2 separate regions of the Homo sapiens genome follow, and region 1 is linked to region 2. A link is a contact called in ENCODE Hi-C or POLR2A ChIA-PET data. All regions are on one chromosome and are shown on one strand. The core of a region is the stretch at or near the end of the contact, and the rest is flanking DNA. Distances in the headings are between cores, read along the strand shown.

Region 1 (7,124 bases), core at 2,782-5,281, 140 kb after region 2:
GCGCCACCATGCCTGGCCTGCTCCTCATTTTTCACTCTAGCAAAGAAAGAGGTTGGGCAAGGAGCCAACTGTTTTGGTTGCATATCCTCTAAAACAATTCTGAAAAATTGTGTACTCCCTTGCATATTTTTAAGTTGACATTTAAATTTTTCAACCTTAAGATTAAATATTACAAAGAATAGAATTTCCAGCATATTGTAAACATCAACATTTTAAAATAAGTAAGTATTACATAACTCTTTTGAATTCATTAAATGGAATCTAAACAGTATAAGGTGGTCTAGAATGAGCGCTCTGACCAACAAGGACACCATATCAGAAAGTGCTTGAGAGGCTGGGTGTGGTGGCTCACGCCTGCAATCCCAGCACTTTGGGAGACCAAGGTGGGTGGGTCGCTTGGGCCCAGGAGTTCAAGACCAGCCTGGGCAACATGGCTCCACCCGAGAACCCAGGAGGCAGAGGTTGCAGTGAGTCGTGATTGCGACACTGCACTCCAGCCTGGGTGACAGAGTGAGACCTCATTTCAAAAAACAAAAGGAAGTGCTTGACCAAACTAAACATACCCTTTTTTTAACGTATTTGACTGTCAATGAAATAGCAGTAGAGACACAGAAAGAAAAGGTAGTAAGCAGAAGCCATGAGATAGTTGCATCTAGACAAAAGAAGAGATCAAGAGGAATTTAGAAGGAAAATAGAGAGAGAAGCTACAAGTAGATGCAAGAGGTAAAAGTAGGGGCAAGGACAGAGATGAACTATGTCAGGACACTGAAGCAGTGGTTTTGGCAGGGAGTAATGGATAAGCACCTATGGGTTGGGGTGGGGAATGATGATGGCAATTGCTATTCAGACACTAGAGCTGTTACTGTATCCTGATTGGCAAGGATCCACCATTGAGTTCCACACAACTTAGTTGTTCAGCCAGAGATGGTAGTCACGTTGCGTCTTCCTCAATGCCTCTGTGGTCACATTGCCTCTTCCTCCTCTGTCTGTATCAAATCTCCCTCTGCCTCCCTCATAAAGATACTGTGATTGTATTTAAGACTCACTCGGATAATTCAGGATAAACACTCCATCTCAAGATCCTTAATTAAATTACATCTTTTGCCACAGAAGTTAATATTCTTATACTAACTGGTGTGCTACAATAAAGTTCTAGCAGTAACCACTTGAAGTTAGCATAGAACCCACAAATTACAGGTCATGGTCCCCAGTAAGACTGCCCTCATTTCGGATGCCAGCCACACATTAGGCATCCCTAGGCCACCCACATTTCTGACCAACTGGCTACAAATCTGGGGGTTCCCATATCCACTCAGGTTTGATAATTCACTAGAATGACTCACAGAACTCAGGAAAGTGATATACTTACAATCACAGTTTTATTATAAAGAATACAAGTCAGGACCAGCCAAATGAGGAGACAGGGTAAGGTCTGGGAGAGTCTCAAGAGCAGAACTTTGAGAATTGCCTTCTCCCTGTGGAATCAGGGCATATCAGCCTGGTGACACATTGATCTGTTTACCAGCCAGGAAATTCCACCAAACCTTATTGTCCAAAGCTTTTTTTTTTTTTTTTTTTTTGAGACAGAGTCTTGCTCTGTCACCAGGCTGGAGTGCAGTGGCGCAATCTTGGCTCACTGCAACCTCCACCTCCTGGGTTCAAGCGATTCCCCTGCCTCAGCCTCCTGAGTAGCTGGGACTACAGGCGCTTGCCACCACGCCCGGCTAATTTTTTTTTTTTTGTATTTTAGTAGAGATGGGGTTTTACCATGTTGGCCAAGATGGTCTCAATCTCCTGACCTTGTGATCCACCCCCTCGGCCTCCCAAAGTGCTGGAGTTACAGGCGTGAGCCACCATGCCTGGCCTGTCCAGCGTTTTTATTGGGACTTCATTATGGAAGCATGATTGATTGAATCATTGGCCATTGGCTGGGTATCAGTCACTGGTTGAACTCAATGTACTATACCCCCTTCCTTCCCCAGAAGTCAGTGGTGTGAAGTGGCATCTCATTGTGGTTTTGATTTGCATTTCTCTAATAACCAATGATGAATAATGTTGAACATCTTTTTATGTGCTTATTGGCCATTGGCATATTTTCTTTGTACAAATATCTGTTCAAATTCTTTGCCTTTTTTTTTTTTTTTTTTTTTGAGACAGAGTCTTGCTTTGTTGCCCAGGCTGGAGTGCAATGGTGCAATCTCGGCTCACTGCAACCTCTGCCTCCTGGGTTCAAGCGATTCTCCCACCTCAGCCTCCCGAATAGCTGGGATTACAGGTGCCAGGCACTAAGCCTGGCTAATTTTTGTATTTTTAGTAGAGATTTTTGTATTTCAGTAGAGGTCTTGCCATGTTGGTCAGGTTCATCTTGAACTCCTGACCTCAGGTGATCCCCCCAGCTTGGGCTCCCAAAGTGCTGGGATTACAGGTATAAGCCACCGCCTGGAACTTAGACTTCCTTTAAACTTAGTCTCTGGATGTGTTTTAAGTTTCCCAATCAGATACAGGCCTAAGGGGCTTGATCTGGAACTGAGTTAAAGTGGGGGATAAAATGAAGTTGCATGGGAGGATTCAGTAAGTCACAGCTCTGGTACCAAAAGCTCTGGCAGTGGCTTCTTGTTGCCCAGATCCTGGCTAAGTTAATGTGTTCCTGGAGCCAACAGTTGGAACAATAGCTTACTAATTTCCCAGTTTTCCGATGTGGCAGAGGCAACAGTTTTCTTGGTGAGAACTTATGCCTATCTTAAACCAACCTTCATTCAATAACCCCGACTAAGTATAGATTATTAAAATGTGTAAAACTTGTTTGCAGTAGGCTTTGTGAGATACACTGGCACTAATCCAAAGTTAATGTCCCTTACAGGGGTCGTCTTGACGGTTATGGGTGTAGGGACACGACATGTATGCTGGGTCCATAGCACTCTAACCCTCTTTCTTTCTTTCTTTCTTTTTTTTTTTTTTTGAGATGGAGTCTCGCTCTGTCACCCAGGCTGGAGTGCGGTGTGGCGCGATCTCGGCTCACTGCAAGCTCCGCCTCCCGGGTTCACGCCATTCTCCTGCCTCAGCCTCCGGAGTAGCTGGGACTTCAGGAGCCCGCCACCACGCCTGGCTAATTTTTTTGTATTTTCAGTAGAGACGGGGTTTCACTGTGTTAGCCAGGATGGTCTCGATCTCCTGACCTCGTGATCCACCCGCCTCGGCCTCCCAAAGTGTTGGGATTACAGGCGTGAGCCACGGCGCCCGGCCACCCTCTTTCGTTCATTTAGGGAATTTCATCAGGCGATGAGTCAGAGATACAGGGCTTACCATCCCCTACAGAAGCTGAAAGTACTAGGTACACTTTTTCCACCTGTCTTGCAGCTAGAGCACTGGCATGTGGACTGGGCTCTGCCAGTCAGCCACATCTGCCTCAAAGCTTGCTGGAAAAGTTGGCTTCAGGAGGATCGCTTCCTGGAAAAGCAGTGACTGTGGGGTAGTGATCAGTCCAGTATCTGATGGTCACGGTATCATTGGCACAAGCGGCATATCTGGAGCTCTTCAATCATGGCAGTGGTGTCTTGTCATCAGACCAGTTCTGCAATGTGGTTTTGGCTCTTTCTCATTATGTAGCTCAGAATGTGGTTCTTCAGCCCACCCATTTATTTTATAAGCTACATAATATCCTTTTTTTGTTGTTTTTTTTGAGATAGGGTCTTGCTCTGATGTTAGGATTATACTGCATACAACTTCAAGCACATTCACATCGAAAATTACCTCTAGTTACTGCATCCAGCTCTGAGTACAGAATCTCTAGGGGATGTCCAATATTTCCAATCAGCTCCAGATCTTAAAACCCATGGCTAAAATGATATATTTACTAGCAACATACTCTTAGTCCATTTTGTGTTGCTATAACAGAACACCACTGACTGGGTAGTTTCAAAGAAAAGAAATGTATTTTTCACAGTTCTGGAGGCAGATAAGTCCAATATCAAGGTGCTGGTGTGTGTTGAAGGCCTTCTTGCTGAGTCATTCATGGTGGAATGTGGAAGGGCAAGAGAGTCTGGGACAATAAGAAAATTGAACTCAAAACCTCAAGTCTTTTCATGACCCCAGTCCGTGAGCTACCGCTGAGGACTCAGCAACTTTCCCTTTGAGCCCCCTTGCTTCCTCATGCTCCATACCCCACCTTTGCCCACTTCCCCCCACTTCTTCCACTGCTACCTCTGTAGGCAGTTTCTGCTGAGGAAAAGGAATTGTATAGTATGTTTGCTATTCTGAACTTCTACTCTTTTGACCTCTTTGCTGGATGCAACTAAGGGCGATAACCTGCTTCCTGCTGACACTGAGGATTATATCCATATAAGAATTTAATAAAGAAATGGCAGGAAGACCATTACTACTGTCCAAGGAATTGCTGATGACTACCATAAAAAGAAACTATGACAGGCACAGTGGCTCATGCCTGTAATCCCAGCACTTTGGGAGGCCTAGGTGGGCAGATCACATGAGGTCAGGAGTTCAAGACCAGCCTGGCCAACATGCTGAAACCCCATCTTTACTAAAAATACAAAAACTGGCTGGTTGTGGTGGTTCATGCCTGTAGTCCTAGCTACTTGGGAGGCTGAGGCAGGAGAATCGCTTGAACCTGGGAGACGGAAGTTGCAGTGAGCTGAGATATCATGTCACTGCACTCCAGCCTGGGTGACAGAGCGAGACTCTGTCTCAAAAAAAAAAAAAAAAAAAAAAGAAACTAGTGAAGGCATTCAAGAAGAAATTTGCCTGGTACTGCAATAGAGCATCCAGAATATGGAGAACTAATTAAGCTACAGACTGACCCGTGCAAGAACCTATGCCAGTTCCTTGCAGAGATCGCACTGGCCAAGGACAATCAGCTGAAGGTTCATGGGTTCTAAGTGTCTGTGGCTCACTGAAGCTTAAGTGAGGATTTTCTTGCAATGAGTAGAATTTCCCTTCTGTCTTTGTCACAGGTTTAAAAACCTCACAATGTGTATGAAGTAACTATTTGGGGTCTGCTCTTAGCTTGGACTAGTGTAACTCCTTCATGTAATAAACTGAAAAGAGCCACACAGACAAAAAAAAAGTCCCTTCATAACTGGCATTAATCCATTCATGAGGGTGGAGCGTTCATGACATAAACATCTTCTATTAGGTCCCATTTTCCAAAACTATTGCACTAGAGATTAAGTTTTCTTTTCTTTCTTTTTTTTTTTTTTTCTGAGACGGAGTCTCACTCTGTCGCCCAGGCTGGAGTGCAGTGGCGCAATCTTGGCTCACTGTAAGCTCCACCTCCCGGGTTCATGCCATTCTCCTGCCTCAGCCTCCCGAATAGCTGGGACTACAGGAGCCCACCACCACACCCGGCTAATTTTTTGTATTTTTAGTAGAGACGGGGTTTCACCGTGTTAGCCAGGATGGTCTCAATCTCCTGACCTTGTGATCTGCCTGCGTCGGCCTCACAAAGTGCTGGGATTACAGGCATGAGCCACCGCACCCAGGCCTGAGATTAAGTTTTCAACACATGTTCTTTGGGGAACATATTTAAACAATAGCACGTATCATATGTACAACCGTAGAGGAAGAAGAGGATAATCTTTTCATGGGCTTAATATGTCCCTCCAAAATTTGTGTGTTGAAATCCTAACCCTTAGTGTCTCAGAATGTGACTACATTTGAACGTATGGCATTTAAGGGGGTAATTAAGGCAAAGTGAGTTCATTAGGGTGGGCCATAGCTCAATATGATTGGTGTCTTTTTTTTTTCTTTTTTTTTTTTTCTGAGACTGAGTCTAGCTTTGTCACCCAGGCTGGAGTGCAGTGGCATGATATTTTGGCTCACTGAAACCTCTGCCTCCTGGGATCAAATGATTCTCCTGCCTCAGCCTCCCGAGTAGCTGGGATTACAGGCACCTGCCACCACACCCAGCTAATTTTTGTATTTTTAGTAGAGACTGGGTTTCACTCTGCTGGTCAGGCTGGTCTCAAACCCCTGACTTCAGGTGATCCGCCTGCCTCGGCCTCCCAAAGTGCTGGGATTACAAGCATGAGCCAATGTGCACAGACTTGACTGGTGTCTTTATAAGAAGAGAACCAGGCCAGGCTCAGTGGCTGAAGCTTGTAATTCCAGCACTTTGGGAGGCTGAGGCAGGCATATCACCTGAGGTCAGGAGTTTGAGACCAGCCTGCTCAACATGGCGAAACCCCATCTCTACTAAAAATACAAAAGTTAGATGGGCCTGGTGGCGGGTGCCTGTAATTCCAGCTATTCAGGAGGCTGAGGCACAAGAATCTCTTGAACCCGTGAGGTGGAGGTTGCAGGGAGCTGAGATTGCGCCATTGCACTCCACCTCTGGGCGACAGAGCAAGACTCCATTTTGGGGAAAAAAAAAAAAAAAGCAAGCTGTACCTAGCCTGGGTGACATGGCGAAATCCAGTCTCTAAAAAAAAAATACAAAAATTGGCTGGGCGTGGTGGCTCACGTCTGTAATCCCGGCACTTTGGGAGGCTGAGGCTGGCGGATCACAAGGTCAGGAGATCGAGACCATCCTTGCTAACACTGTGAAAACTCGTCTCTACTAAAAATACAAAAAAAAAAAAAAAAAAAAAAAAATTAGCCGGGCGTGGTGGCGGGTGCCTGTAGTCCCAGTTACTCAGGAGGCTGAGGAAGGAGAACGGCATGAACTTGGGAGGTGGAGCTTGCAGTGAGCCAAGATCAGTGCCACTGCACTCCAGCCTGGGCGACAGAGCGAGACTCCGTCACACACACACACACAAAAAGCCCCGTGGTGGCACGCACCTGTAGTCCCAGCTACTCGTGAGGCTATGCGGGAAGATACCTGGAGCCCAGGAGGTGGAGGTTGCAGTGAGCTGAGATCATGCTACTGCACTCCAGCGTGGGTGACAGAGAGGAGAGGCAGAATCTGGTACCAGATTACCTGAGTTCAAAGCCAAACTGTGCACCCATTAGCTAGAATTACTTAATCTCTCTATATGTTAGGATTCATAAATTAATATACATGTAAAACACTTGGTACAGCCACTGCCACAAAGTATATACTGTGTGAGTCCTTGCTGTTGTGTTTGTTTTTTTTTTTTTAGACAGAGTCTGGCGCTGTTGCCCAGGCTGGA
Region 2 (6,626 bases), core at 1,554-4,053:
AGTGGCTCACACCTGTAATCCCAACACTTTGGGAGGCCGAGGCCAGAGGATTGCTTGAGCCCAGGAGTTCACGACCAGCCTGGGCAACATGGCAAAATTCGGTCTCTAAAAATATACATATACACACACATATATATATATATACATATTTTTTTTTTTTTTGAGACAGAGTCTGGCTCTGTCACCCAGGCTGGAGTGCAATGGTGTGATCTCGGCTCACTGCAACCTCCACCTCCTGGGTTCAAGTGATTCTCCTGCCTCAGCCTCTCAAGTAGCTGGGATTACAGGCGCCTGCCACCATGCCCAGCTAATTTTTGTATTTTTAGTAGAGATGGGGTTTCACCTTGTTGGCCAGGCTAGTCTTGAAGTCCTGACCTCAGGTAATCCATCCACCTCGGCTTCCCAAAGTGCTGGGATTACAGGCGTGAGCCACCGCACCTGGCCAACTATTTCTTTAATGCTATGCATGGTGGCTCACACCTGTAATTCCAACAATTTGGGAGGCCGAGGCAGGAGGATCGCTTGAGCCCAGGAGTTCAAGACCAGCCTGGGTAACATGGCAAAATTTGGTCTCTAAAAATATACATACACACACACACACACGCGCGCGTGCATTTGTATATTTGTTTACTTTATTTAATTTAATTTAATTTATTTATTTATTTGCAACGGAGTCTCACTCTGTCACCCAGGCTAGAGTGCAATGGCGCAGTCTGGGCTCACTGCAACCTCCACCTCCTGAGTTCAAGCCATTCTCCTGCCTCAGCCTCTCGAGTAGCTGGGATTACAGGCGCCTGCCACCACCCCCGGCTAATTTTTGTATTTTTCGTAGAGATGGGGTTTCACCTTGTTGGCCAGGCTAGTCTCAAACTCCTGACCTCAGGTAATCTGCCCACCTCAGCCTCCCAAAGTTCTGGGATTACAGGCATGAGCCACCGCACCCGGCCTAAATTTTTGATTAAATGCATGAATGAGTGAACCAGATGATCCTAAAATACTTGGCTGTCTGTGACTACTGACTAGCTGGAAGGCTAGAGTATTTAAGGAGAGAGTATGTTTGTCTCACAGCATCCCTTATCTAAGCCTGGAATTCCAAGTCTTCCATATTTAGACATCTAGCTTCCTTTTCAGGCTGATCTCCAATGACACCCTTGTGTGTACCTCCTTTCCCTATAATCAGACTCTGAGGCTTTGCCTAGAATGTCCCATCCCCCAACTCCACCTACTGAAATCTACCTTGAAAGTTCACCCCAAATGACGTGAAATTTTTTTTCTATTTATTTATTTAGAGGCAGCGTCTTACTCTATCACCCAGGCTGGAGTGCGGTGGCACAATCTTGGCTCACTGACACCTCTGCCTCTTAGGCTCAAGCAATCCTCCTGCCTCAGTGCGCCCACCAATTAACCCACCAGCAGCTAGGACTACAGGCAGGTGCCACCACGCCCAGATAATTTTTGTGCTATTTGTAGAGACAGGATTTCACCATACTGTCCAGGCTGGTCTCGAACTCTTGGGCTCAAGTAGTCGGCCTGCCTCAGCCTCCCAAAGTGCTGAGATTACAGGTGTGAACCTCCGTGCCCAGCTTTTTAAAAAAATTTTTTATAGAGACAGGGTCTCACTATGTTGGTCTTGAACTCCAGGTACATGTACTGTGGATGTCTGTATCACTGCCTCCTTAACCTCCTACTTCATAGGTTCCTGAGGGCAAAGACATCTATTTCATCTTTCTTCATCACTGGGCCTAACACAATACTTTGCACATAGTAGATGTTCAATAAATATTTGCTGAAGGAATGGATGCCTCATTGAACTGTTATGGGGGTTGGGGGAGGGAGCCAGATCTGATTCAAGACAATTGAGAATCCAACTCAATGTCCACTCAGTGGTCAAGGGCTGAGGGCACTTCATGTGTAGGGAGGAAAGAGGGAAGTACAAAATTATTTCTCTTTCTGCTAGTGCTCCTTCCTCAACCTCTAGAAAGTTTATTCCCAGCTTTTCTTCACCTTTGGTTCATGCTGCATTATTTTATGTGTTAACTGATGCTTTATAAAGAAATTCTTAGGCCAGGTGCGGTGGCTCATGCCTGTAATCCCAGCACTTTGGGAGGCCAGGGCGGGCAGATCACCTGAGGTCAGGAGTTCGAGGCCAGCCTGACCAATATGGTGAAACCGCGTCTCTACTAAAAATACAAAAAATTAGCCGGGCGTGATGGTGGTCACCTGTAATCCCAGCTACTTGGGAGGCTGAGGCAGGAGAATCGCTTGAACCCAGGAGGCAGAGGTTGCAGTGAGCCTAGATCGTGCCATTGCATTCCAACCTGGGCAACAAGAGCAAAACTCCATCTCAAAAAAAAGAAATTCTTTGCTAGTAGTGAGTGTGTGTGTGTGCACACATGCACATATTCTCTCCATTCCTCCTTGCAAGGGTAGCTGTCTGCTGTAACTTTTATATTCCCCAATAGTAGCTGATGCCAGGCACTGAAGGGGCAGCCCCAAGCATTATCCTTTGACCAGCTCTTGGAAGAAAATTACCTAGTTCTAGTCTCAGAAGTGAAGCTCCACCAGCCTCTTGGGCACCAGCCAAAGCTCCCTTTCTGCCCAGCTCCTAGAAACCTTTTCTAAGCTTTGCCTCAAGTTCCCAAATCCGCTCTGGGGTAAGAAGCCTTTGCCTGCTCTCATGCTGCCCTCTTCTGTTCAGAAAGTGCAACATCTCAATTTAAGAGGCCTGGAGGGTGCCAGCCACCCAGGAAGACAAGATCCCTGCCACCAGCAGCCCATCACCATAGCAACCCTCAAAATGGTTACTCAGCCATCTGGGTTACCATAGCAACTGGCCAAGTCGCTCCACCTCAGCCTCTCCCTAGGCCTCTCCCGTGGCTCGTCAGAGCCAACTCCAAATAATCTCCAGTGCTTCCTGGAAGAAATGAGCAGAGGCTGGACCCCTGACAGGCAGCTATCCCAAAGGGGCGTGGAAGGCCTCACCGCACCGGCTTCCCAAGGCACAGTAGAGATAATGGATGTTAAGGCACTCCGTGAACCTTGAAGTGCTACACAGATGTTAGCTGTTATTAAACTACTGTTCCTTGTAATGGGGGAGGCAGTGGGTTGCCCTAGGCAGAGCTAGCACCATTCCAAGCTTGGCCCCTTACTGGCTGGGAGACCTTGAGCAAGTTACCAAACTCTCTGGGCTTCTGCTTCCTCTGCTGTAGCACATCTGCCTCCTAAAGTTGTTTTGAGGATTAGGTCAAATACAGCATGTAAGATGCTGAGCGCCAAGGCTGGCATTCAGAACCTAACAATAGTAGTTATAAAAGGTATTGGCCCCTCTGCTGTCTCCCAGCTTCTTTGTCAGTAAAACTGTTTTTATCTTCACTCTTGAAGGAATCAGGCTAATGTGAGCCCTGCTGAACCATACCCAATCTCTCTTCCTGCTCTGAGGCAGGACAGGGTCTTACCCTGTGTGGATCCTCTGAGGCAGTCTATACTCTTTGGGGAATTGGGAGGTTCCCCAAACTGTGAGGTGTGGCTTTTTTTAATCTATGAAACTTCTCTTCACTTGAAGCCACAGCTCCCCATCCAACACCATCTCAAGGTAGAAACCTCTAAAGGGGCACTAACAGGCAGCCTGGAAAGAGCACAAATCACTGAGGCCGGGAGAGGCCCTTGAGAGTGGTGGCCAATGCTCTCAGTTGAGATCAGAGTCACGTGAAGCAGTTCACCAGCATCAGGGCAGTCCTGGGGCACAGGCCCCTATAACAAAAATGGAACTCATTCCCTTGATGAATTTCTTTTTTTTTGAGACAGGGTTTCACTTTGTCACCCAGGCTACAGTACAGTGGCATGAACATGGCTCACTGCTGCCTCAACCTCCCAGGCTCAAGTGATCCTCTAGCCTCAGTCCCCCAGATAGCTTGTACTACAGGTGTACACCACCATGCCCAGCTAATTTTTGTATTTTTTGTAGAGATGGGGTTTCGCCATGTAACCCAGGCCGATGTTGAACCCCTGAGCTCAAGTGATCCACCCACCTTGGCCTCCTAAAGTTCTGGGGTTAGAGACATGAGCCACTGTGCTATCCTCCCGCCATGATGTTAAGGACCTGAATCCTATTGCAACTCGACTTCAGTCTGTCAAGATTGAATCCTTGAAATTCATTTTTTGGATATTTAGTTTAATTATACTGGCAGAACAGAACCAGATATGCTCTAGCCTAGCTCTGTGTGTTCTGGGGATAGAGCCTGAACCTCAAGCTGGAAGGACCAGAGGATCAGCCAAGCAACGCTAGGAGGGACACACTGCCCCTGGAGCCTGAACATCTGGGTGTTAGAATCCCTCATGAAGAGGCCAGGCGCGGTGGCTCACACCTGTAATCCCAGCACTTTGGGAAGCTGAGGCGGGTGGATCACCTGAGGTCAGGAGTTCAAGACCAGCCTGGCCAACATGGTGAAACTCCGTCTCTACTAAAAATACAAAAATTAGCCGGGCGTGGTGGTGGGCACCTGTAATCCCAGCTACTCAGGAGGCCAAGGCAGGAGAATTACTTGAACCTGGGAGGCAGAGGTTGCAGTGAGCCGAGATCACACCACTGCACTCCAGCGTGGGTGACAGAGCAAGAGTCCGTCTCAAAAAAAAAAAAAAAAAAAGGAATCCCTCATGAAGACTCTGGGCAGTAGGTCAGGTGGCAGTGGTTCCAGTCCTCAGACATGGACTCTGAAGCAGATAAACTGGTATATTTACTACTAGAGGAAAGGTAGTATAATATAATGGTTAAAAAGTGAGGGAAGTAAAGGAGTTTGAAGTTGCAGTGAGCTACAATTGTGCCACTGCACTGCAGCCTGGGCAACAGAGCAAAACTCTGTCTCAAAAACAAAAACGGAGGAAGGTAGAAGTATGTGATTACGGGAACTTTCTGATTTTTTTTTTTTTTTTTGAGATAGAGTCTTGCTCTGTCACCAAGGCTGGAGTGCAGTGGCGCAGTCTCGACTCACTACGACCTCTGCCTCCCGGTTCAAGTGATTCTCCTGCCTCAGCCCTCCGAGTAGCTAGGATTACAGGCATGAGCCACTGCACCCAGCTACCGGAACTTTCTTATACATAACTGGGGAGGGAGAAGTGGGGTTGCAATATATGGGTTTTTTCGTTCACAGTTCCTGGCTCATAACTTCTATAGCCCTTGTCATAGTTTTCTGCTATAATGTTGAGGCACTGTAGACCTCAGAAGCAAGTCAAGTCTTAGAAAACAGAATCTTTCTGCCCTCCTGCCCTCCTTTCACCTGTTTCTTTTTCCTCCCAAAGCAAGACTCAATCTTTCCTGCAATTTTTTTTTTTTTTTTTTGAGACAGGGTCTCACTGTGTCACCCAGGCTGGATGATGATGATCACAGCTGCAGTGGTGCGATCATGGGTCACTGCAGCCTCCATCTCCCTGGCTCAAATGATCCTCCCACCTCAGCCTCCTGAGTGGTTGGGTCCACAGGTATGTGCCACTACGCCTGGATTATTTTTTGATTTTCTCTAGAGACAAGGTCTCACTATGTTGCCCAGGCAGGTCTTGATATCCCAGACTCAAGTGATTCTCCTGCCTTGGCCTCCCAAAGTGTTGGGATTACAGGCATGAGCCATTGCACCCAGCCATTTTTTTTTTTGAGACAGCCATCTCACTCTGTTGCCTACGCTGGAGTGTAGTAGTACAATCATAGCTCACTGCAGCCATGACCTCCTGGGCTCAAGGGATCCTCCTTTCTCAGCCCCCAAGTAGCTAGGACTACAGGCATGCACCACCACACCTAATTTTTTTTTTTGTGGAGATGGTGGTCTCACTATGTTGCTCAGGCTGGTCTTGAACTTCTGGTGTCAAGTGATCCACCTTCCTCGGCCTCCCAAAGTGCTGGGATTATATGTGTGAGCCACCACTCTCAGCCTTCCCCAACATTTCTTTTTTTTTTTTTTTTTTTTTTTGAGACAGAGTCTCACTCTGTCACCAGGCTGGAGTGCAGTGGCGCGATCTCAGCTCACTGCAACCTCCTCCTCCTGGGTTCAAATGATTCTCCTGCCTCAGCCTACTGAGTAGCTGGGACTACAGGCGCGCACCACCATGCCTAGCTAATTTTTTTGTATTTTTAATAGAGACAGGGTTTCACCATGTTGGCCAGGATGGTCTCGATCTGTTGACCTCATGATCCGCCCGCCTCGGCCTCCCAAAGTGCTGGGATTACAGGCGTGAGCCACCGCACCCAGCCGCCTTCCCCCACATTTCTGACTATAATCATGAGACCCCTATTTCAGGAGTCTTGCCCCATACCCTGGGGGAAGGAATACTACATAGAAAATTCAAGCAGAATCTGAACAGCCAGGCTTTGCTGGGTTTCCACACTGTTAGTGTTAGACATACCCTTTTTGCCCAATCACATTTCTGCATGGTTGTCAATCATGCCTACCCAAGGAAGTCTCCATGAAAGGCCTAAGATTCAGGGAGCTTCCAGGATAACAACTCGTGAAGATTCCTGAAGGGTGGCATACAAGGGAGGGCATGGAAGCACCACATTCCTTCTTCCATACCTCGCCCTTGCCCTCTGCATCTCTTCACCTGTATCCTCTGTGTGTTTTGTGGTTTTTGTTTTGTTTGTT

Evidence for each region. Hi-C counts contacts between places; a loop is a spot of excess contacts on that map. ChIA-PET counts read pairs that join two places held with the same protein, here RNA polymerase II (POLR2A). Pooled maps may share reads with other maps.
Region 1: a loop to region 2 is called in a map of PC-9, with 6 times the contacts of the local background. The contact joins two enhancer-like sites. A Hi-C loop is called at or near these places in 2 of 168 maps with a recorded cell type or tissue (HCT116 and PC-9) and 4 of 50 pooled maps. POLR2A ChIA-PET finds 5 or more read pairs at or near these places in 8 of 52 experiments (AG04449, BJ, GM12878 and 5 more).

The regions. Positions count from the first base shown.
Region 1 is chr1:38,956,043-38,963,166 of GRCh38, reverse strand. It overlaps the pseudogene EIF1P2. Among named protein-coding and RNA genes, the nearest start is that of RHBDL2, 18 kb to the right of the region's middle. Within about 2 kb of position 4,031, at least 4 of the 41 ENCODE cell types and tissues checked have a DNase peak (open chromatin) inside an H3K27ac peak, as active enhancers do.
Region 2 is chr1:39,094,893-39,101,518 of GRCh38, reverse strand. It overlaps a transcript of MACF1 not described here. Among named protein-coding and RNA genes, the nearest start is that of NDUFS5, 72 kb to the right of the region's middle. RefSeq lists an enhancer at 2,739-2,828. Within about 2 kb of position 2,803, at least 3 of the 41 ENCODE cell types and tissues checked have a DNase peak (open chromatin) inside an H3K27ac peak, as active enhancers do.